Regions from separate parts of the Homo sapiens genome. Here region 2 is linked to region 1. Evidence: read pairs that join two places in POLR2A ChIA-PET (ENCODE). Cell type or tissue: Panc1. All regions are shown on one strand. Links, peaks and the distances in the headings refer to the core of each region. The heading gives the core; the rest is flanking DNA.

Region 1 (12,877 bases), core at 2,337-10,336:
TTACAATTAATTAAATCATTTCCTTACAACTATCTTGAGGGATGAATAGTACTATTCCTATCTTATATAGGAAGAAACAAATCCAGGCAGGTTTAATAATCTGTCCAAGATCACACATCTACCAAATATTACAACCAGAGCTCAAGGCCACGCCTCTGACTCCAAATTTCATCATTTGCCCCACTATTCCATACTGCCTTTCTTTTGGAAACTAAATCTTAGACTGATTTTTAATTTCACCATTGAGAGCACTGATTCTTTGGGGTGATGAATTCTGAGCTCCAAACAAGTGACTTAAAGAAAGCTTTGAAACATACAGTGTTTACAGACTAAACACTGTTTAGTTACAGACTAAACATTCTGGAGACTGTTTCAGATATCTGATATATTAGTCTAGCATACGCAGAAACAGTCTCCAGAATAATCTCTGAACTGACAGGAAAAGATATGGTAGAGGCATAAGTCAGGAATCCAGAAGAGCTATCATTTAAGAAGCTTTTCCAAAATCACGTATCAAAAGGCATCACCCCCAGATGTAATTTTTCCCAGATTCTCACTCTGTATGACTAAAGTCCCTTAATTCAGACATGGATTGACATGGGTACTGCACTGTACAGAAATCAGCTGTTTTCTGGATTGACTTCCTCCATGGTCAGAAAAAATAAAGTTTACATCAGTAGTTTCTGGCCTTTATTCCTATTCCTGAAATTTAAGCCAAATCTAAACACCTCGAAGGTTGGGAGACTATTCCTTCTTCCTCACTCTTCCCACTGAATTACCTCTGCCTTAGTTATAAGTTCAAAGGTCAGACCAAATGTGCTAGTGAATCTAAAATTAGGAACATGCTAAGAAATGTGGGTAATTTCTAGATCAGTGATTCTCAACCTTTGTTTGTGTCTTTTTTTTTTTTTTTTTTTTTTTTGAGACAGGGTCTTGCTCTGTCACCCAGATAGAGTGCAGTGGTGGGATCACGGCTCACTGTAGCCTCCACCTCCCAGGCTCAAGTGATCCTTTCACTTCAGCCTCCCTAGTAGCTGGGACCACAGGCATGTGCCACCATGCCTGGCTATTTTTTTTTTTTTTTGGTAGAGACAGAGTCTCACTATGTCACTATGTTGCCCAGGCTGGCCTCCAACCCCTGGGGCTCAAGCAATCCTCCCACCTCAGTCTCCCAAAGTGTTGGGATTACAGGTGTGAGCCAACATGCCTGGCCTGTTTCTGTCTTTACTGTCCACATAGCCATACCTTCATCATCATATACAGAAAGTGGCAAATCATAATTAACGGGAGAGTAATAAGTATTTTGGGGAAAAACAGGGAATAGAGAACCTGGAACATTATCTTCCAACAGAGAATATCCACATGAAAATTAAAGGAAATATAGCTATATGCATGAGTTTCTATCTTCTCAGATCTTCTAGTATCCTTATCATTTAGCTCCCTGCTTGGTTGTTTATGTTTCTGGTCAATGTTCTTCTGCTTACTCAAGTCTGAGTGATTTTATGTGCATGGAACATGGCTGTACTTTGGTCAGGTGTCCAGACAAAAGCATTCTTAGGGAAGAATTATTTATCTACAAAGTTTATTATAAAATAAATCTTTTGGTTTTTATTATAAAAATAATAGCAAACTAAATAATTTTTATTCAAAAGACTGCTACCATAAATCTACAAACCACATGTCTAATTCTGTATAAAAATTCTCCCTGCTATTTTTACAACATTCTTGTGGCTACGAGTAGGTATAATTATCCTCGTTTTGCAGATGAGAAACCTAAGGCTCAAAGAATTAAGAGATTTGCTTGAGGTCACAAAATTAATCAGAAGCAGCAGAGGCAGAATCCATAAAAAGATATCTTTAAGTTTAAGGCATGCTATTAAGTTACAAGTGGAACATGTGTTCCTATAGCTTTTTAGATCTTCTAAATATTAAAATAAAACACATATACTACTTGGAAGAGCACACATTTTCATTGGTACAGTGTTTTGACTTATTCTAACACTGGTATATTAACTGCTTTGTAAATAAGGCCAAACATGCTGGCTTGTTCCTAGAATAACATTAGAGTATTATACATTATTTAAAAGTCACAAAATTTCGAAGTTGGAAAAGTTCATTTAGAGAACAAAACATAATTTTTGCTAAGCAATGTTCTAAGAGAGGAGGATATAGTTTTCTATGATGCTGTTCCCAGATTTTCAACATACTGAGATCTAAACAATGAAGATCTAACTAAATGGTGAGCAATATGGGCCAACCTATGTACAATTCAACTGGAATGCAAAAAGCACCACTAAAGCAGCAATTGCATAGTGTCATGAGGCAACACACATGTTTTTATAAGCACTCATTAAAAGTTAAGTCACCATTTGAGATCTTGTCCAACCGGTACGGTATGCCCCAAGTTAGTGATCTTAAAAGAGACAAACCACTGATGGACTATTGTTTAACATGTATTAAACAAAAAAGAAGAATGAGATTTCCTAATAGGGATGTATGGAGTTAAGTCTTACAAACATAATAATTGGTAATGTCCACAAACCAAATGATTTTGTCTTTAAAAAAAATCTGCTTCGTAAGTCATTTACTTGGGGCAGGTGTAAGAGGACAATGACCATCTTAAAACTAACTTCCTCAAAGATAGGTGCCTCGCTCTGGTCATATTAATATGTCACAAGAATACCCTATTTATGGTAACAATGAATTCAAGAGTCAACTCACATCAGGAAGAAATTAGATTGTACCATGATTCATTTGGTTTAAAGCTCAGTATTCACATGTGACCTGCCTAACTTCAGTTGAGAGCATTTTCTCACTCTTAGAAACAGCAGAAAGAGGATTTTGATGACAAGAATATAAAAATCTAAGGGATAAAATTAATATATATTCTTAATGAAGAATGCAAATTACCTGTAATAAAATACTACCTTTTATTTCCATACTTTTGCTGTATCTGAATTTGTCCTATAATTCTTTTCATTTTATTCTCAAATCATCCTTGTGTGAAGGAAAATAAGTGGTACTGTTATTTATTGATATTCTAACTTATAAAGAGTTGGTATAACTCACCCACAGTTATATAAAGAGTGACTCAGTATTCATGTGAAGAGTCTACTCCTGGTGTGGCCCTGACTCCAAGTTTAGGACTCCTTCCAACATATTAAACTATAAAATGTGTCACAGGTTAGAATTAAGTACAGTCTGTATCATGACCATCTCTTTATTGTCTACAGGAACAATCCAAAAAAATATGAGCTAGTATGTACTCCGCATTATGCTAAGCATCTCAAAGATTCAGAAGATTCATGATGTGTAGTCCCTTCCTCACAGTGCATTCTATAAATCTGAACAGCAAGCAATATATTCTTAGAGTTAAAATAGTGTTTAAAATAAGAAATTAACTAACTGATTTCTTCAAAGTGAGCTTTTAGAAAAATTTGCATTGAGAAGGAGGCATATAGATACAGGGCTAATTGACAGCTCGTGCAGATATTCACATAAGCCATTGCCTTTTTTTTTTTTTTTTTTTTTTTTTTTTTGAGACAGAGCCTCATTCTGTTGCCCAGGCTGGAGTACAGTGGCAGAATCTTGATTCACTGTAACCTCCGCCTCCTGGGTTCAAGCGAGTGTCCTGCCTCAGCCTCCCAAGTAGCTGGGATCACAGGAATGTGCTACCATGCTCTACTAATTTTTGTATTTTTAGTTAGAGTCGGAGTTTCATCATGTTGGCCAGGCTGGTCTCAAACTCCTAGCCTCAAGTGATCCACCCGCCTTGGCCTCCCAAAGTGCTGGGATTACAGGCATGAGCCACTGTGCCTGGCCATGAAATGCAAGTAACTTGATAAAGGACAGAAAATAAAGTAATCCAGTTAACTGTTTTTTACAGAGAGGAGAAACCCCGTGTTTTTAATGTTATATTATATAAATACTACTACAGTTCAAATATCACTTTACTAATGAACTAAAAATCTACTTCAAGAACTTATCAGCTATTTTTAATTTTAAGCTTTTTATCATAAGAAGGTCTTAGTAATATTACTAGATTGCTTACTATTGCTTCTTGTACACTGGTCTTATCTCCCAGCTAGACTATTAACACTACAAAGGCCAGAATGATAGGCACTCAGACTTTAAAATTTTGATGGCAATACTGATTTTTCTTGTTTGTGGCTTCTCCACCACCCAAACAAGACAAGATCGTTAGCTTGCATTTATTTTTAATCCCTAGGTTTGGTTGAAACCTGGAACTATGAGTTTACTTTTTTTTCTTCTAAAAGATTTACCTCTTCTATTTTTATAATTCTATATAACAACAGCATTAAATTTCACTACCATATTGTCAATCATTTTTAAAGTTAACCCAGTTTTCCTAAGTTCTTGGTTCATCAGTTTCTTCTCTCGCATCTTTTTATATTCTGGAGTACACCCCTAAATGTATACTTTTTTTTTTTTTTTTTTTGACAAACTTTCAGCCTGGATGATTTTTTGCCCTGACATATGAGCGAGCCATAGCTTAGCTCTATAAGAAATTCTAAATTCAAAATACTCCTTTACAGTATTTTGTAGACCTTACCCTACTTTTTATGATAATAGATGAGAAGTCTGATGCCTACTTACAGTTGCTTTGTAGTTAACCTCTTTTGTTCCTCTGAAAGAGGGTAGCAATTTCTCTTTACCACTGGAGTTTACCAACCTCACCATGATATGTCTAGGTAACATCTTTTTCCCACAATAATCCTAGAAAGCACTTGATAGAACCCTTCTACTTGAAGGCTTAAGATTTTCCTTAACTTTGGAGTTTTTTTTTTCTTTTTATCATTTCTTTCTTACCTTCCATGTCCTCTGTATTTCCTTTAGACAGAGCAGCTTTCTTAGCTTGAGCCTCCAAATATCAAATTTTATTTCATAATTTTTATCACTTTGACCTTTTTGACTAGGTTTTAGACAAGCCCATTGGCTTGATCTCCCAAATCACTAATTTAGTCTTTAACCTTGTCCTATTCAGCCTTTCTATTAAGATGTTTACATTTCTACAACCACAGTGGTAGTTTTTAAGCAATGTCACAGGATTCTTTTTTTTTTTTTTTTTTTCAACAGCAGTGTTTGCTGGTTTTTGGACTTTGAAAGCTATTTGAATCATTAAGGATATAATTTAGGATACTTCGGGTTTCGGGTTTTTAAAAGTACTCTTCTGTGACTTACATTACCTCTCTTAACTGGGCATGGGAGGGTTTCTAGCATGCGTTTCATGGTTTCTATTTTCCTAAAAAGTTTAGTCTGCTTAGCTCATATTTATAAATGAGGGCCTAAATCTACATTATCCAATATGGTAACCAGTATTCACATTTGGTTATTTAAATTGAACTAAAATTAAATAAAATTAAAATTCCCCAGTTGTGCTGGTTGTATGTCAAGTGCTCGATAGGGACATGTGGTTACTGGCTACCAAAATGGATAGCAATTATCGGGCATATTTCTATCACAGAAAGGTCTAATGGACAGTGCTGCTAGTGATTAAAGAGCTGTAGCTATAGAATGCATTACTAAAGCAGAATTGGGAATCACTATTGCTTTGGAAGTGAATTCAGATATTAATTATACAATCCCTGGCTCTGTTGACAGACTAAAAATTAAGAGCTATGGCTTTGCTTTAGTATACACAGGAAGCATTTTGCTTCTAAGCACAAGGGTTTCTTTGTTAAGCTCTAAGACCAACAGGGATCAGGTATACTGCTCTGCCTTTCTCTTTCATGGCATTTCCCCACTTTAGAAAGTTGTTCTTCTATCTTGGCATTATTCTAGAGTTTTACTGAAAAAACCTTAACTTCCACCCATATTATGTTGTAAATTCATACACTGTTTAGTTGTATAAATCTAATCCTCTCCATATCTTTAGTTATCTTAATTTTTAAAATAAAAGTAGAACTTATTTTGCTTTTTTGTTTAACTGCTCAATGTATATGTTACAAAGTTCGCTACATTCAGATATATAAAAAAACAGCTTGTTCATTTCTTATAGATAATCTGGCCTTTATCAGAAGCTACTGACTGATTAAAACAGTCTCTTTCAGCTATATGTTCCTTTTCTTCGAATTTTGCCTCCCTATATTTTTTCCCAAGAGAGTCTGATTGGACAACGGAGTCCACCGTCTCCTCCAGCTTCAGAGAAGGGACCTGTCTTTGTCCTGCTCTCCTTAATGCTGCTTTCTGCCGACAGAACCTTCTTCAGTTTTTTGGTATCATAGTTCTTTTTTTCTTTCTTTTTCTTCTTACTGAGATTTGGGGAAAAAGAAAACTCCTGCCTCAGCCTCCCAAGTAGCTGGGATTATAGGCGTGTACCAACATGCATGGCTAATTTTGTATTTTTAGTAGGGACGGGGTTTCACCATGTTGATCAGGCTGGTCTTGAACTTCTGACCTCAAGTGATCCACCCGCCTTGGCCTCCCAGAGTGCTGGGATTACAGGCCTGAGCCACCGTGCCCAGCCAAGAAAAGGAAAATTTTAAGTACATGTTCAGTCAGCCATTTTGAATTAGAAAAATACCTCAGTTAAATTTGACTGACTTTTCTTACTGGGCAGTGAATAAAAGACCTTAATAAATGTGTCCCTAGAGACACATTAAAATTAGAATTAACTACCACAGTAAGCCAGGAATTTTTTTTTAATATACTAAGGACTAGCTGACATTGAATCATCATATGAGAGTCAAAGAACTGCTCATTGTTCTGTATTGGTGCGTTTAAATTCAAGCAACAGTGTTACATATGTAAAAGTAACCACAATACTATTTTATATCAATAATAGATGACAACTTACCACACATGACTATTCTAGTTTTACTGAAAACCAGATTTAGCATTATTATGTCATTCAAGTTTATGGGAAACATGACATCCTATTACTATAGTGCCTTATGATAAAGACTAATGATGGTATATTGAACATTCACATATATAAGTATATACCATGATGTCAAATATATTACTCAAATTGATGACTTCAGTGGCATGAGTCATTTAAAAACAAACAAGACAGACACCTGATGTAAGCAACCTATATAAATATTCTCAGAACAACAAAGCATTTAAAATAATCCCTAGCTTAGCTTGGCATTTCATATCCATGATGCTGGGAATGGCCTACAATATCAGCTGACCTCCAAAACTGGGTCTGATTAGTGTAAAGTTGTAATTGAATTCTACTGCTGATGGACCATCATTTGAAAATTATTACATATACATAACTCCATCAACTACAAGAAGAAATACTTCTTTATGACATAAGACTCTGCAAAAACAAAAGCAAAACAGAAAATGCGTCATACAAGTTAGTTACAAAAGGACAATTTGCGTTAACATTTTAGAATGTAGCTCCAACTCTTCTAACTAAAAATACATCTGAGAAAATATCAAAGAAAATGTTTGCCATAAAGTTCTAAAAATGTCATTCCACCTCAAGAATAAGCAGATAAATTGGAAAAGAATTAGGACTAAGGTTGAGAAAATCAACTCCAAAGCTATGGGAAAGTCTAAGTTCACTTGATATTTTTAGAAGCCAAAAAACCCTACAGGGACCAAATTAATCACTGTTAGAAAATCAAATCACACTGATTTCTTTCAGCCCAAAGAAGGATTATCTGAAGTTGCTTTGTATATTTAAACAGTTAAGAGGATCTTTTGGAATGCTTTTTCACATCCACTAATACTATTTCTGAAAAGAGCCTGGTCATCTGGGTACCTGTATCTGTCCCCAAAAGCCACGACTTAAAGGTTAACATTTGTTCTATCTAGGGAGTGTTTTAATAGGAATTGTAATAACCCATTAGAGATGGAAAGATTGAGGATGCAAGAAAGCATGAACAATCTAAGGAAATTTACACATTAAATCCTTAGGTAGGCAAGATGGGCTCCAGGGTGTTGTGGAGCGGCTAGCCTCAGGGATAGTTTCATCTACGGTAATAATAAAATAAAATATATGGGTACAGACATTGGTAGTTTGATAGATGTGGTGGTGGTTTAATAAAAAGCTGAATCTAAGCAGAGTGAGGTTCTGTCAGCTGAGTACCACAGAGGGAAAGATGGACAAGGGAGCTGGGGTATATGCAAAAGAACAGTTACACTGATGAAACATAGGCTCCAAACTAGAAAAGCAGGGAAGGGCTGGGCGCCGTGTCTCATGCCTATAATCCCAGTACTTTGGGAGGCCGAAGTGGGCAGATCACATAAGGTCAGGAGTTCGAGAGCAACCTGACCAACATGGAGAAAACCCATCTCTACTAAAAATATAAAATTAGCCAGGCGTGGTGGCATATGCCTGTAATCCCAGCTACTTGGGAGGCTGAAGCAGGAGGATCACTTGAACCCAGGAGGCGGAAGTTGCAGTGAGCTTTGAGATCATGCCATTGTACTCCAGTCTGGCAACAGGGAGAGACTCTTGTCTCAAAAAAATAAAAATAAAATAGAAAAGCAGGGAAATCAAGACATGAATGAAGTACAGTAAAAAGTAGAAGGGCTAATGGACAGGACTACCCAATGGGGATAATAAATATTATCTGAGGGATATGGAAACCAGATGGATGGTGGTCAGTCTTTTTTTGAGACGGAGTCTTGCACTGTTGCCCAGGCTGGAGTGCAGCGGCGCGACCTCAGCTCACTGCAACCTCTGCCTACTGGGTTCATGCAATTCTCCCACTCCAGCCTCCCGAGTAGGTGGGGTTACAGGCGTGCACCACCACGCCCAGCTAATTTTTTTGTATCTTTAGTAGAGATGGAGTTTCACTATGTTGGCCAGGCTGGTCTCAAACTCCTGACCTTGTAATCTGCCCGCCTCAGCCTCCCAAAGTGCTGGGATTACAGGCGTGAGCCATGACGCCTGGCCCAGTCTTTTAAAAACTTTGTAAGTACAGCAGTTACCAGTGAGGAGCAAGTCTGTGGTCTGACCATGAGGGTAGACTTCTGAGGTGGCAATGAGATGTCAGATGTTGGACAGATTATCCATGTGTATGTAGCAATTACTAAGTATGATGACAGGAACTGTGGAAAGGTAGCAAGCCCAGGTACTAATGAGAAGGTGTAACTAGGAGTTTAGTACACATCTGGAGAGTATAGTAGTCTGACAGCATGTATTTCCGAGGAGCTACAGTTTTTGAGTAAGGAGAAACAAACACAGCAAATGGGAGAAATGGTTCTACATGGGAGAGGGGTGGTAAAGATGTGGGGTGAAAATACATCATCACTTAAGAGGATTACAGGGAAACAGTGCTCCCAGGAATAGCCAGGTAGGGCAAGAAAGTGAAAGACATTTTATATTCAATACTATGTCTCTATTTCATGACAACAGACTATAAATTGTAGAAGGTAAAGTGGAAGCATTAGGGGAGGGAGCATTGAAAGGTTGGAAAATTGCATCGGGTTAGGGTATGTACAAACCAAATAGGGAAAAGTAATAATGAATGATCTGGGAATCTAGGACATTAAAACACCAACCAGCCAGGCACGGTGGCTCATGCCTGTAATCCCAGCACTTTGGGAGACTGAGGCAGGTGGATCACGAGGTCAGAAGTTCGAGACCAGCCTGGCCAAGATGGTGAAACCGTGTCTCTACTAAAAATACAAAAATTAGCCAGAAGCTGTGGTGGGCGACTGTAATCCTAGCTACTCGGGAGGCTGAGGTAGGAGAATCGCTTGAACACGGGAGGCAGAGGTTGCAGTGAGCCAAGATTGCGCCACTACACTCTAGCCTGGCGACAGAGCAAGACTCTGTTTCAAAATAATAATAATAATAATAATAATAATAAAAAAAAAATAAAAAGCCAACCAAAACAAATAAATGCCTTTTGGAAGTTTCAAGAGAGTAGCTCAGTATCTTTCCAATAAATTCCCTTTCTGCTTAAGTTAGCAACTAAAGAATCCTAATGCTAATTACCTTCATGGACAGTGCCTTGCACACATCAGACCAGTAAAAAAAAGGAATGTTTATTTACTTCATTTGTAAACCAAAAAGAATTTGAGACAGGTCTCAATCAATTTAGAGGTTTATTTGGCAAAGGTTAAGGACCATGGCCCATGACTCAGTCTCAGGAAGTCCTGGGAACAAGTACCCAAGATGGGCTGGTTGGGATACAGTTTGGTTTTGTACATTTTAGGAAGACAGAAGTTACAGGCTAACACATAAATCACTGTATGTAAGGTACACATTGGTTTAGCCTGGAAAGGCAGGACATCTTGTAGGGAAGGGAGGTGGGGGAGCCTTCCAGATCATATGTGGATTCAAAGATTTCCTGACTGGCAATTGGTTAAAAGAGTTCAGCTCTGCCTGAACAATTGAATACAGCATAAAGAAATGCTTGCCTTTAGATAAAGGAGTTGTGGAAGTCAAGGTTCTTGTCATGTAGATGAAGCCTCCAGGTAGCAGGCTTCAGAGAGAATAGCCAGTGAATGTCTCTTAAAAGACCTTAAAAGGTGTCAGACTCTCCTAAGGGGAAGGAGATTCTCTACAGAATGCAAATTTCCCCCCACAAAACACAGCTTTGCAGGGCTATTTTAAATATGTCAAAAGAAATATATTTTCCGGAAAAATACTTTGATTTCCTTCAGGGCCTGCTATCTGTCATGTGATACTACACTAGAGTCAGGTTGGAAGTTGGTATCTTACTACTACAGAGTCTATTTTGTTAGTCTTAAGATCTCTATTTTAATGTTACTGCTGGTCAGTTGTGTCTAGACTCCAAATGGAGAAGGGTATGATGAGGCATGTCTTGACCTGTTCCCCACTTCCCATCATGGCCTGAATTAATTTTCTAAGTTTCTTTGAGGTCCCCTTGGCTGAAAGGGGGGGTCCATTAAGTTGGTTGAGGGGCTTAGAATTTTTTTTTTGTTTTACACATTCAATATATTTAAGTGCTATTTGGTCTGGAGTGATAAGAAAAATCTAAGAAAAGAATCTTAGGCATGTCAGCTATTCCTTTATCCCCTCCTTATTTCATTTCTTCCTTTCACAAAAGTGAAGATGTGAAAAACAGCACCAGCCATTGAGGTTGAAGTGAGCTGGCAGCTGGGGTGTTCTGAGGACATGCAGGATTCACTGTATACCTGCCTGTGACCTCACAGTAATATTTTTGCAGGTGTGGAGTCCTGAGGCTTAAAATAACAAATGCCACAGCTTGTAACTCTCAACCCCAAGGTTTTGTGTCTAACTATGCCCCTCCCTACTATAGTGTTTCTCTAAAAGGAAAATGGCCCATTTGGGGGTGAATTCATATTAATTACAACTTTCTTTTAGATTAATGAATTTACCTGAATGAAGAATTTGCAGAATAGTCTGTTTCTAAGCGTGAATTTATGTAGAAACAAATACTGGTGATACAATTATAAAATGTCATAATTAATCCAACAATAAGTATAATACTATTCCCTAAAAACAGTAAGTATAGTACTATTCCCCATAGTAGAGCAAATCAAGACAAATTAATTTCAGCTGTCATGTATTAGACATAAAATGAAGTACCTAAAATATATGATTAATGCACACAAAAAAATTATATTATATCAGGCCTCAACATTAAGAAACATGCTTTAGGCTGGGCATGGTGGCTTACACCTGTAATCCTGACACTTTGGGAGGCCAAGGCAGGCAGATCACGAGGTCAAGAGATCGAGACTGTCCTGGCCAGCATGGTGAAACCCCGTCTCTACTAAAAACTACAAAAATTAGCTGGGTGTGGTGATGTGCACCTGTAATCCCAGCTACTTGGGAGGCTGAGGCAGGAGAAGTGCTTGAACCCAGGAGGTGGAGATTGCAGTGAGCCGAGATTGCACCGCTGCACTCCAGCCTGGTGACAGAGATTCAGTCTCAAAAAAAAAAAAAGAAAAAAAGAAAAAAGAAACATGCTTTATTAGCTTCAAGTGGAAGCAACCTGGGAATCTAAGTATATGGAACATCCCCAAGCATAGATGAAATTATGCTGTGTGAAAGAGAGAAGAGAAAATAAAAGGTAAACAATAGTACGGATTACAATTCTTCAAAGCATTGAAAAGGGCACAAAGGAAAAGTAAAGAGCTTCACTAGCACTATTAGGTATAATATTATGTATATCATAATGCCTAGCACACCACAAATTATCTTGTCACTTGAAAAAATATGTTAAATTTAAAACAAATCAATGGAGGAGGGAATACATTTAACATAAACTCATTTAATAGCACTGGGAAACATATCAAAGAATATTTCTCAATTTGGAGAAAGATAAAAGAGGGTGACCTCTATAACACTAGAATCATCTGTAGAACGTCAGAGATGGTCAATTCAGATCTATGGTAGATTCTATGTCTGGCCAACTGCTTTGCTCAGTGGCTACCCTTAATTGCTGATGCCCATTGGCTGAGAAATAACACTTATTCCCATGACTGGCACTTCACCACTCACACTAAAATTCCTCACACCAGGGATTACATGAACCAATCTGGGTCTATTCCTTAAAGCTCAACATCTCTGGGCATGGGGAGACAGGACAAAGACCCTAACAACTGATACCAAGCTACCTGGACAAATAGTACAGTAAAGGTTTTTCCCACAGCAAAGTCTATTCATTCATTTTACAGTGTCAGGCATCACAACCCACGAAATTAGGATTACAACTTTATCTGAAACTAGAAAAAAATCAGTACCCAGGCTCAGTACCTTATATACAAAATCTACTTTGTAATGATCATCTTTACTCAACAGCAGCAGTCCCCAACCTTTTTGGCACCAGAAACGGGGTTTGTGGAAGACAATTTTTTCATGGACTAGGGTGGGGGTGGGGGATCAGGGTGGCTTTGGGATGATTCAAGTGCATTACATTTATTGTACACTTTATTTATATTATTATTACATTGT
Region 2 (12,877 bases), core at 2,542-10,541, 71 kb before region 1:
GTTGAACATCTTTTCATGTGTTTATTTGCGAACAATATATCCTCTCGGCTCACTGAAGTTCAAGCGATTCTCTGCCTCCTGGGTTCAAGCAATTCTCCGCCTCCTGGGTTCAAGTGATTCTCCTGCCTTACCCCCTCCTGAGTAGCAGGGATTACAGGTGCCTGCCATCACACCTGGCTAATTTTTGTATTTTTAGTAGAGACGTGGTTTCACCATGTTGGCCAGGCTGGTCTCTAACTCCTGACCTCAGGTGATCTGCCTGCCTCAGCCTCCCAAAGTGCTGGGATTGCAGGCATGAGCCACCGTGCCCAGCCCACAATTGTATTTTACAACAGTGTAGGTATAAAGATGGATCTGATCCAGACTGTATTCATTTTATATATTCATTATTATTACTATACTCATTTTTTCTTCTTTTGAGATAAATTAAAATTTAAACATTTTTATGGGCTCCTGAAAATATCCTGGGTCCTAGACACTGGACCTACTCTGCCTAATGGATAAGTCACCCCTGTTCCTCCACCAGTCTCACTGTTCACTGAGATCTACAGTCTGTGGAACAAAGTCCTAACTTTCTATCCTGAAAAATAGAAAACTCGTTGCCTTCAAAATCTGACTGCCACTTGCCTTGTAAGTCTTATTGACTCTCCTTTCCCAAAAGGATGCTTTTCCTCTGTTGGGCTGGCCTGACTCCTGTTTCTCCAACACAGTTGTTCCTGCTACCATTATTAGAGTTGTTTCTCTCCTTTTGGAATCTCCTTCCCCAAATTCTTACATCTGTCATATGGGGCCCAGTTCAATTTCTGGTGAGACACACACACACATGCGCACACGCACACACACACACACGCGCACGCACACACACACACGCAGAGAGAGACAGAATGGTACAGGCAGAACACATGAAGTAGATTTAAATAAGGTTAAATCCCTGCTCTGTCTTGAATGAGTTACTTTTCCTCTCTGAACTAAAGTTTTCTCATTTTTAAATTTCTCATTTCTATTTTCAGGATAATAGTACCCTTCTGTTAGGATTGTCATGAGGATTACCTGAGATAAAGCAGGGTCCCCAACCAATCCCTGAGCTACAGACTGGTAGTGGTCTGTGGCCTGTTAGGAACCTGGCTGCACAGCAGAAGGTGAGTGAGCATTGCCACCTGAGCTCTGCCTCTTGTCCTATCAGTGGCAGCACTAGGTTCTCATAGGTGTGTGAACACTATTGTGAACTGCACATGCGAGGGATGTAGGTTGCACACTCCTTATGAAAATCTAATGCCTGATGATCTGAGGTGAAAGAGTTTCATCTGGAAACCATCCTCCTTCTGCATCCCCTTCCCCCACCTGCCCACCCCTTAACCCAATACGTGGAAAAACCCCTCATACCAAAAAGTTGGGGACCACTGAGACAGAGTACAAAGCAAAAAACCCTAGTAAAGTATCTGGCACATAAACAAATTTCTTCCTTTCCCTTGTCACTGCTTCCTAAGGGTGCAAGCTTTCAGTGATCTATTTCTCTGCTGCAACTCCTATACTATGTGTTTAATCAAGCCCAGGCAATCTTTTCCTGGATTGGGTTAAAAATATAAATAAATATAGGGCCGGGTGTGGTGACTCATGCCTGTAATCTCAGCACTTTGGGAGGCCAAGGAAGGGGGATTGCTTGAGGTCAGGAGTTCTAGACCAGCCTGGCCAACATGGTGAAACCCTGTCTCTACTAAAATACAAAAATTAGCTGGGCGTGGTGGCAGGTGCCTGTAATCCCAGCTACTAGGGAGGCTGAGGAAGGACAATTGCTTGAATTCAGGAGGTGCAGGTTGCAGTGAGCCGGGATTGCGCCACTGCACTCCAGCCTGGGTGACAGAGTGAGAATCCATTTGAAGAAAAATACATAAATAAAATAAAATAAAATAAAATAAAATAAATATAAATAAACAGCTTTATTGAAGGATAATTGACATACTATAGATTGCACCTATTTAAAGATATAATTTGGGTCTGTTCCAAGATGACCAAATAGGAACAGCTCCGGTCTGCAGCTCCCAGCGTGATCGATGCAGAAGAGGGGTGATTTCTGCATTTCCAACTGAGGTATCTGGTTCATCTCATTGGGACTGGTCGGAAAGTGGGTGCGGCCCATGGAGGGTGAGCCAAAGCAGGGCAGGGCATAGCCTCACCCAGGAAGTGCAAGGGGTTGGGGGATTTCCTTTTCCTAGCCAAGGGAAGCTGTGACAGACTGTACCAGTAAAATCGGGACACTGCCACCTAAACACTGCTCTTTTCCAATGGTCTTAGCAAACGGCACACCAGAAGATTATATCCCATGCCTGGATCAGTGGGTCCCATGCCCACGGAACCTTGCTCACTGCTAGTCCGAGATCACACTGTGAGGCAGCACGCCTGGCTGGGGGAGGGGTGTCCGCCATTGCTGAGGATTGAGTAGGTAAACAAAGCAGCTGGGAAGCTCAAACTGGATGGAGCCCACCTCAGCTCAAGGAGACCCACCTGCCTCTGTAGACTCCACCTCTGGGGGCAGGGCATAGCTGAACAAAAGGCAGCAGAAACTTCTGCAGACTTCAACGTCCCTGTCTGACAGCTCTGAAGACAGCAGTGGTTCTCCCAGCACAGTGTTTGAGCTCGGAGAACAGCCAGCCAGCCTCCTCAAGTGGGTCCCTGACCCCCGTGTAACCTAACTTGGAGACACCTCTCAGTAGGGGCTGACAGACACCTCATACAGCTGGGTGCCCCTCTGAGATGAAGCTTCCAGACGAAGGATCAAGCAGCAATATTTGCTGTTCTGCAGCCTCCGCTGGTGAAACCCAGGCAGACAGGGTCTGGAGTGGACCTCCAGCAAACTCCAACAGACCTGCAGCTGAGGGACCTGACTGTTAGAAAGAAAACTAACAAACAGAAAGGAATAGCATCAACAGCAACATAAAGGGCATCCACACCAAAACCCCATCTGTAGGTCACCATCATCAAAGACCAAAGGTAGATAAAAATCACAAAGATGGGGAGAAACCAGAGCAGAAAAGCTGAAAATTCTAAAAACCAGAGCACCCCTTCTCCTCCAAAGGATGGCAGCTCCTCGCCAGCAACGGAACAAAGCAGGATGGAGAATGACTTTGATGAGTTGACAGAAGTAGGCTTCAGAAAATTGGTAATAACAAACTTCTCCCAGCTAAAGGAGGACGTTTGAACCCATTGCAAGGAAGCTAAAAACCTCGAAAAAAGATTAGACGAATGGCTAACTAGAATAAACAGTATAGAGAAGACCTTAAATGACCTGATGGAGCTGAAAACCACGGCACGAGAACTATGTGACGCATGCACAAGCCTCAGTAGCTGATTCGATCAACTGGAAGAAAGGGTATCAGTGATTGAAGATCAAATGAATGAAATGAAGCAAGAAGTTTAGAGGAAAAAGAGTAAAAGGAAATGAACAAAGACTCCAAGAAATATGGGACTGTGTGAAAAGACCAAATCTACATTTGATTGGTATACCTGAAAGTGATGGGCAGAATGGAACCAGCTGGAAAACACTCTTCAGGATATTATCCAGGAGAACTTCCCCAACCTAGCAAGGCAGGCCAACATTCAAATTCAGGAAATACAGAGAACACCACAAAGATACTCCTCGAGAAGAGCAACCCTAAGACACATAATTGTCAGATTCACCAAGGTTGAAATGAAGGAAAAAATGCTAAGGGCAGCCAGAGAGAAAGGTTGAGTTACCCACAAAGGGAAGCCCATCAGACTAACAGTGGATCTCTTGGCAGAAACCCTACAAGCCAGAAGAGAGTGGGGGCCAATATTCAACATTCTTAAAGAAAAGAATTTTCAACCCAGAATTTCATATCCAGCCAAACTAAGCTTCATAAGTGAAGAAGACATAAAATCCTTTACAAGCAAATGCTGAGAGATATGAAACTATTGCCACAATCAAGATACTAGATATACCTATCACCCTCAAAAGTTTCTTTGTGTTCCTTTATAATGCCTCTCTCAATCCTCCCACTCCCCATGCCTCCTTCCCTGGATAAGCACTGATCTGCTTTCTGTCACTATTGGCTAGTTTGCATTTTCAAAAATTGTATATAAATGAAATCATACAGTATATACTCTTGTTTATCACATCTTTCATTTAGCATAATTAATTTGAGATTCATTTATTCATCATGCTGTATACATTAATAGTTTGTTCTGGCCAGGCACGGTAGCCCATGCCTATAATCCCAACACTTTGAGAGGCTGAGGCAGGCAGATCAATTGAGGTCAGGAGTTGGAGACTAGCCTGGGCAACATGGTGAAACCCCATCGGTACTAAAAATACAAAAATTAGCTGGGCATGGTGGCGTGCACTTGTAATCCCAGCTAGTCATAAGGCAGAGGCAGGAGAATCAGTTGAGCCTGGGAGATGAGGTTACAGTGAGCCAAGATGGTGCCACTGCGCTCATGCCTGGGTGACAGAGTAAGACTCTGTCTCAAAAAAAAAAAAAAATCATTTATTCCTTTTTATTCCTGAGTAGTATTCTACTGCATGAAAATACTACAATCTGTTTATCCATTCATCTATGTATAGACATTTAGCTTTCCCCACCCCTCGGCTTTGAACTTTTGTAAATAAAATTGTCATGAACAACTTTGGGTGGACATATGCTTTCATTTATCTTGAGGAAATGACTAGGAGTAGAATGACTGGACTATATGGTAGATGAATGTTTAACTTTTTTTTTTTTTTTTTTTTTTTTTTTGAGACGGAGTCTTGCTATCGCCCAGGCTGGAGTGCAGTGGCGTGATCTTGGCTCACTGCAATCTCCGCCTCCCGGGTTCACGCCATTCTCCTGCCTCAGCCTCTGGAGTAGCTGGGACTACAGGCGCCCACCACCACACCCAGATAATTGAATGTTTAACTTTTCAAAGTGTTTTCCAAAGTGGTTGTCCTATTTTACATCCCCATGAGCAACGTATGAACATTTAGTAACTACTCATTATTGCCAACACTTGACATGGTCAGTCTTTTTAGTTTTAGCCATGCTAGGATATTTAATATATGTATGTGTGTTTATATGTATTAATATATTGCAAGGTTCATGGGTCGGTTACTTTGAACACAAGATACATTTCTCCTAGAAATATTGCCCTGCAACTGACACACCAGCGAAAGGCAAGTGGTTACCGGTAGCTGAATTAGTGCTCGTATTAATTGATTTTTTAACAGATTTTAAAATAGAATTTCTAAGCCTGAGACTCCTAAGCCCCAAGCTGCAACTTTAGGACTTCTGAACCTAAGTACCATACCCCCTGAGCTATGATTCCCTCTAAGCCCTGGTCTGATTGATAGAAGAAAAGATAAGGAGAGAAAGCTAGGCTTATTAACTACTTTTTTTTTTTTGAGAGGGGGTCTCACTCTGTCACCCAGGCTGGAGTGCAGTGGTGCGATCTTGGCTCACTGCGGCCTCTGCCTCCTGGGTTCAAGTAATTCTGTCACCTCAGCCTCTTGAGTAGCTAGGATAATAAGGGCATGCCACCATGCCCAGCTAATTTTTGCATTTTTATTAGAGACGGGGTTTCACCATGTCGGCCAGGCTGGTCTCAAACTCCTGACCTTGGGTGATCCACCCACCTCAGCCTCTCAAAGTGCTGATATTACAGGTGTGAGCCACTGCGCCCCAGCCTTTTTTTTTTTTTTTTTTTTTTTTTTTTTTGAGACAGGGTCTTGCTTTGCTGCCCAGGCTGGAATCACTGCTCCATACAACCTCTGCCTCTCAGGCTCAAGCAATCCTCCCACCTCAGACTCCTGAGTAGCTGGGTACACCACCACACCTGGCTAGTTGTTTTTTTTTTTTTGTATTTTTTGTAGAGAGGGGTCTCACTATATTGCCCAGGCCAGTCTTGAACTTCTGGGCTCAAGTGATCCACCTGCCTCACTCTCCCAAACTGCTGGAATTACAGGCATGAGCCACTGCACCCAGCCCTCATTTGCTTTTAAAAATTTAATGACTTTCGCTGGGCGCGGTGGCTCACGCCTGTAATCCCAGCACTTTGGGAGGCCAGGGTGGGCAGATCACGAGGTCAGGAGATTGAGATCATCCTGGCTAACACAGTGAAACCCCGTCTCTATTACAAAAATACAAAAAATTAGCCGGGTGTGGTGGCGGGCGCCTGTAGTCCCAGCTACTCAGGAGGCTGAGGTGGGAGAATTGCATGAACCTGGGAGGCGGAGCTTGCAGTGACCCGAGATCGCGCCACTGCACTCCAGCCTGGGTGACAGAGCAAGACTCCGTCTCAAAAAAAAAAAAATTAATGACTTTCATGTTTTACACAAATGTCCACATAAGGTGTCTATAAGGAATCTGACAAGCAGATGGCCCACTCAAATTGGGTAATTTGAAAAATTTAAGTAAATACACAATTTAGAAGGTCAGTATAGGGTACAGGGAACTCATAAGAGATAGGACAATACCCCAAGACTAGTCCTGCCTAGGCCTAAAGGAGAGAGGGAAAGAGTGGTTTCTAGTGATTACTAGAACCCAGAAACTTAGACAATTGTGTGGAGAGGGGCTTCAGTTGAGGGACACTACCAGCCTGCAGCCACCTTTAATGCAGGGAGACAAGGGAGTAAATCCTCTAACCTCTCCTTCCTCCAGTTCCCTGTGGATGCTTCCCAAAGACCAAACCCACAGGAAATCAGAAATCATAGAAGGCGGGTTGCTGTGGCCCCTAAATGTCAACCTCTTTGGGAATAGCACTGGAGGAGAAGGGGACAGTGTGTATCTGCAAGGCCAAAAGGAAACTTTCATTACAATCTCTCCTCTCTTCCCTTAAGCATCCACTCCTGTCCTCCAAGTGAAAAATTCATGTCCCCGACATAAGAGATATGCAAAGGCTCACCAGTAATTGTATCATCTTCTGGCGATGTCAATTCAGTCTTTTTTTTTTTTTTTTTCAAGGCAGGGTCTCACTCCTGTTGCCCAGGCTAGAGTACAGTGGTGCGAACATAGTTCACTGCAGCCTTGACGTCCCAGACTCAAGGGATCTTCCCTCCCCAGCCCCCTGAGTAGCTGCGGCCACAGAAGCACGCCACCACGCCCGGCTAATTTTTTGGTATTTTTCATAGAGAAAAATACCGTGTTGCCCAGACTGGTCTTAAACTCCTGGGCTCAAGTTTTACCATGTTGCCCAGACTGGTGTTAAACTCCTGGGCTCAAGTGATCCACCTGCCTCAGCCTCCCAAAGTGCTGAGATTACAGGCGTGAGCTACCGTGCCCAGTCTCTGTTTTCCTCTGTCACCTGTTTCGTGTTTTCTGTCAGAACTCAGCTGGTTGGGATTCTTTATCTTGTGGGGTAGCTCTATCATTGATTCCTGGTGAGTCTGAGTTCTTAGTGGTCTTGTTTTATTGGATGGCCATGTTTTCTACTGAGTAAGACTATTAGGTAAGCGAGAACTAAAGAGATGCCCCCGTGAATCCTCTGCATTCCAGCTGTGGTTCTCTTTTCCTTTATTGTGAAGTAACAACCTAATTTCTTCTGGTATCAGGATCAGTCACTCTGGCCAGTAGGATAGCTCTCTTCTCTGCCTGTTTGCTCAGAGGCATGAGAAGCCTAAAATGGTCAGGGCTACCAAGTAATTGGAATCATCACCATATTTCCTGGTGGAGAAACTTCTACAGGTTCTAGCATCTTCAAATCCTTTGAACTCAGGATAGTGGGGAAAGGAAGCAAAATCTTAAAAGGGCTGTTCGGTACAGCTGTGAGAAGGTACTCCCACATCCACCTCTTGTTTCCTATGCATTCTGGCTCTGGGGAAAAGGGCCTCTTAACGTTCACTGATGATTTAAAGCATATACTGGTAAGACAGCAACCCAGGACGGGCATGGTGGCTCACGCCTGTAATCCCAGCACTTTGGGAGGCCAAGGCGGAGGATCACCTGAGGTCAGGAGATTCAGACCATCCTGGCTAACATGGTGAAACCCTGTCTCTACTAAAAATACAAAAAACTAGCTGGGCGTGGTGGCACATGCTTGTAGTCCCAGCTACTTGGGAGGCTGAGGCAGGAGAATCGCTTGAACCCGGGAGGCAGAGGTTGCAGTGAGTCGAGATTGCACAACTGTGCTCCAGTCTGGGTGACAGAGTGAGACTATGTCTCAAAAAAAAAAAAAAAAAAAAAAAAGACAGCAACCCAAACTTACAGAGTTGGTTCCATTGATTGAATCTACAGTAGTCTAGACATTCTACCGTTTATCAAGCCACGTTATTCTAGGTAATGGGGCACATGTTAAATCAATGAATTCCATGAGTGCAAACAGATTTCTTTCTTTTTTTTTTTTGAGATGGAGTCTCGCTCTGTCGCCCAGGCTGGAGTGTGATGGCGCGATCTAGGCTCACTGCAAGCTCCGCCTCCCGGGTTCACGCCATTCTCCTGCCTCAGCCCCCCGGGGACTACAGGCGCCTGCCGCCAAGCCCGGCTACTTTTTTGTATTTTTTAGTAGAGACGGGGTTTCACCGTGTTAGCCAGGATGGCCTCGATCTCCTGACCTCGTGATCCGCTCGCCTCGGCCTCCCAAAGTGCTGGGATTACAGGCGTGAGCCACCGCGCCCGGCCGCAAACTGATTTACTTTCCTTGCCACAACATGAGTCCCTTGATTAGAGACAATGTTGTGTAAGTATGGTGGCTACAAATCAGGAATTCTCCAAGTCCAAAGACAGTGATTCTGATAGAAGTGCTGGAAGCAAGGAAGAGAAATCACTATTCAGAATATGTGTCAGATCTTGTGGGGGACAAACCACTATTCCCTCCATAATGAAAGAATCCCAATGTAATCAATGTATCACCCGATGGCTGGCTGCTGGCCCTGGGAATGGTATCATATCAGAGGCTCAGATTTGGCCTTTGCTGTGGGCAGGTGGGGCACTCAGCAGTGATGGTGACAAAATGAGGGGAAGTCTACATCTCTGAGTTCATCACTGGCTCTATTCCTGCCACTATGGCCACTTTGTGCATAGGCTCATTGAGAAAACACTAGAGTGACTGGAGAAAGAGATTACCTGACATCCACGGGACAGGTTATCTTGTCCACCATCTGTTCTGAAATATCCCTTCTCATGCTTTTCTCCCAAGCCTTCATGACACCAATTTTCCTCAATTGTTTTCTCCAAGTCCCTAACAATCTGGAATATCTGCTTCCTACTGTTTATAAATCATTCGAGATCTGAGCCATCTCTTCTTTCACACAAAGTGGACAATCGGAAGTACCATTCAAAGTTCTGCCCATTGGGAGGATTTCCGTTTGCTATGGTTTTTCACGGCTATCCCTGAATGAATCTATGCTACAGAAGCCAGCATACCTGGAAGACCTGTCAGTAAACTAGACCCATTTTCCTCCATCAAGTGGTCACAGAAATCTTCCCCTGGGGCCATGTGTATGAGGTGAGGGAGGGCAGTGAAGCAGAGGACCAGGCAATGCAGGAGGCCAGGCCTCTTGCTTGTGCAGTTTGCTTCACTCATGTAGGTTCGGGAGCCAAGTAAACTGCACAAGCAGGTTGATTGCATGTATCCCACTTCCATGTGAAATGTAATAAAAGAAAAATTTCAGCCAAATTCAATTTAAAGAAGTTCAATTGAGCAATGAACAACTGGCGAATCGGGCAACCCCCAGAATCACAGCAGATTCACAGAGACTTCAGTGCAGCCACATGGTGGAAGAAGATTTATAGACAAAAAAAGGGAAATGACATACAGAAATCAGCAGTGAGGTACAGAAATAGCTGGATTGGTTACAGGTTGGTGTTTGCCTTATTTGAACACAGTTTGAACACTTAGCAGTCTATGAGTGGTTGAAGTATGGCTGCTGGAATTGGCCAAGACTCAGTTATTGTTACAGGCGCATACTCTTAAGTTAGGTTTTCAATTTTGTCTGACTATTAAGCTAGGTTACAGTTCATCCACAAGGACTCAAATATAGAAGTACGGAGTCCTTCTCAGGCCGTATTTAGTTTGCTTTAACAAATGGAATGCTGCTGCACATGTAAACAGCTTTATGGTTCAGTGGATATTCCCATGCATGGTAGGTAGTCTGGGTCATACAAACATAGGGCAGCCCATGATAAGGCTTTCAGGCTCTACCAGGGTGCAGGAGCAAGCCAGAGCCACCTTCCAACGATAATAATCACCAGCAGGTCATAAGTTTCCTATTGAGGATTGCCAGAGGCTCCATAAGACACCTCTGTTGGTCAAAGGTATTTTGAGTATCATTGAATCTGTGGGGTCAGAAGGCTCAAGTGACAAGACAGCTGGTACCACAGCCTGGATCTGCCTCAGAACCCTTTCGTGCTCTCTATCCCACTCCAAACTGTCAGCTTCGCAGCTTCCTAGGTGATGGGTTCAAGTAGTATGCACAAATGTGGCTTGTTGCCTCCAAAATCTAAAGAAGCCCCAAAAATGTTGTGCCCCCTTGTGATCAGTGCAAAGCAGGGCAAGTTACTTCTCACTCTTAGAAAGTGAGAGACTTACCCCAGGCTATTGCACCCCTCAAAACATTACACATACAGCAGGCTCCTGAATGTTCATGGACTCTATCTCCTATCCTCTGGCATGAATGTGACTTACTAAGACTTCTAGGATACTTGCTACTTTCTGTTCCCCAGTTCCAGTTAGCATTATGTCATCATTGTAAAAGATGAGAGTGACACGATGTAGGGTATCAAGTTGATTACAGGCCCTTTGGACTGTTTTATAACAGAGACCAGGAGAGTTCATGTGGCCTGGAGACAACTAAGTAAAGGTATAATGTTGCCCTGCCTTGAAAATACGAACTTCTTCTGATTTTTGTTAATTATGGAAATGGGGGAGAAAGGAATATGACAGGTCAACGACTGTAAATGGACACTAGGGCCGTATTGATTTGTTCCAGTAAAGATACTACATCCAGATCATTGTTATTTTTGCCATCACCATCTGTTTAAGTTTGCAGTGATACACAATCATTTTCCATTACCTGTCTGACTCTTACACTGGCCAAACAGGTAAGTTGAATGAGCATGTGATAAGGATCAAAGCACTGCATCTTTTAAGTGTTCAATGGTGGCACCAACCTCTGCAACTCCCCTAAGGATGGGGAATTGCTTTCAGCTTACCATCATGAAGGAGGGTGGTGGTGCGGTTCCAGGGTCTTCACTTGGCCCTTTCTACCATAGTAACTCTCGCTCCATAAATAGGTAACAAATATGGGCATCTGCCTGTTACTAAGTATATGTAGCCCCACTGTATATTTTAAGGCTGGGAAATAACCACAATGTGGATCCAAGGTCCTACTGGACCAACCGTAAGATGAACCTGGGCCCAGACTCCACCAGTTATCTGAATGGTGGACCCCACTGGCATTTTTCAGGTCTCCTAGGATAAATGTCAGTTCAGAGTAAGTATCTAGTAACTCCTGAGAGGGTGTGTTATTTCTCTTTGCTCTATGTATAGTTTCTTAAGTAAATGGCAGTAAGTTCTTCCAGGGAAGAGGAGATGGATCATTCATGATAAACAGCTATGCCTCTACTATAGCATCCGTCCTCAAAGGATCCACCCTTTCCCTCTGTTGAGGGGCTTTGGCTAAGATCTGGGACCTAAGAGGCCAAGATTTCCCATTATGTAGATTTGAGGTTTTCCCAGTATAGCCCCAATTTTTTCACCTGTATATATCAAGAAGAACTTCAGTAGTGACCACAGATTTCATTTCAAGAGATCCTATAATCATTTAGTTATTGCCACAGATGCCTGTGGGCCAAAAATCTCTAATTACCTCTGTCTCTGTGGCTTACTGTAGCTGGTGTACTCAACTGTCTTTGACAGTTAAATGCTGCCATTTGGCCTCAGGCCTCTGGGATCCCATAGTCCCATGAGATCAGAAAACCCAGTCCTTTTGCAATTTCCCCCAAGGTTATCTCTGGCCTCTCAAGGAGAGTCATCACCTTTTCAAGCAGGCTGGTATCTTCCCACTGATGCACTTCCTGCGGCTTTGGTGACAAGCAGATGAGAGGGTGGCTGAGTAGTTGTTTGTAATAGAGAAGCACTGCTCTTTGGTATGCCAGGGAAGTTCCAACATTTTGACCTAATTAACTATAGGCCATAAGCAGGTCATGAAACTGACTCAAACAAGATTGTGCATCAGAATCCCCTGGAAAGCTTGTGAAAACACAGATTCCTGCCCCCTACCCCATAACTCTGATTCGGGAGGTCTTGGGTGGGGTCTGAGAATTTGCATTTCTGAGTTCCCAGATGATGCCAACCCTGTTGTTTGGGAACACAGTGTGGAAGCCACTGTTCGATATTTCAACCTCATTATATCAGAGGCCTAGAGAAGTTTTTCTCAACCTTTAATATGCACACAAATCACCTGCGAGGCTTGTAAAATACAGAGTTTTGCTTCAGTAGGTCTGGGGTGGATTCTGAGATTCTAGGATTCCATTCAGCTCCCAGGTGATGCCACTGCTGCCGATCCACAGACCACACTGAGTTTCAAGGCTCCAGGCCATGAGTTCAAGCTCAATTAACCAAGGCCATGAGTTCAAGCTCAATTAGCAGATCATTAATGTCACTCTTGGGTGGCCCATGCAATACATTAAATCCCAACCCATCTCTGTGAGTGTGGCTCAATAAAGCCATGTATTTTTTCTCCTTGGTCTAAGATCCTTAGGATTCACTACCCCTTAAGGGCTCCCTAGGCTCCTGACAATACAGTTTCGTACAATCCCGATCTAAACTTCTTTCTGTGTACAGGCTATCACTACTCACTTCAGGACTAGCAATTCCTTTCAGTAAAGGCCTAGTAGTAATGAGGGGCAGGTGTTGGGTGGAGGGAGGTCCTGAGGGGCACTGGCCTCAGCTT

Evidence for each region. Peaks named below come from ENCODE experiments on the same cell type or tissue, not always from the same donor. Only the 100,000 strongest peaks of a DNase experiment are listed, where the experiment ranks them.
Region 2: POLR2A ChIA-PET joins it to region 1 with 17 read pairs; 8 of 35 experiments call an interaction of 5 or more read pairs at or near these places.

Annotation. Positions count from the first base shown.
Region 1 is chr9:71,918,849-71,931,725 of GRCh38, reverse strand. All of the region lies in intron 1 of C9orf85 (chromosome 9 open reading frame 85), which reads right to left. Among named protein-coding and RNA genes, the nearest start is that of C9orf85, 14 kb to the right of the region's middle. RefSeq lists enhancers at 9,724-10,229, 10,230-10,735, 10,736-11,241, 11,748-12,254. In Panc1, for the core only: no CTCF peak of the experiment used is centred there; no DNase peak of the experiment used is centred there.
Region 2 is chr9:71,989,747-72,002,623 of GRCh38, reverse strand. No RefSeq gene overlaps it. Among named protein-coding and RNA genes, the nearest start is that of C9orf57, 64 kb to the left of the region's middle. RefSeq lists an enhancer at 11,514-12,713. In Panc1, for the core only: no CTCF peak of the experiment used is centred there; no DNase peak of the experiment used is centred there; H3K27ac peaks cover 3,358 bases.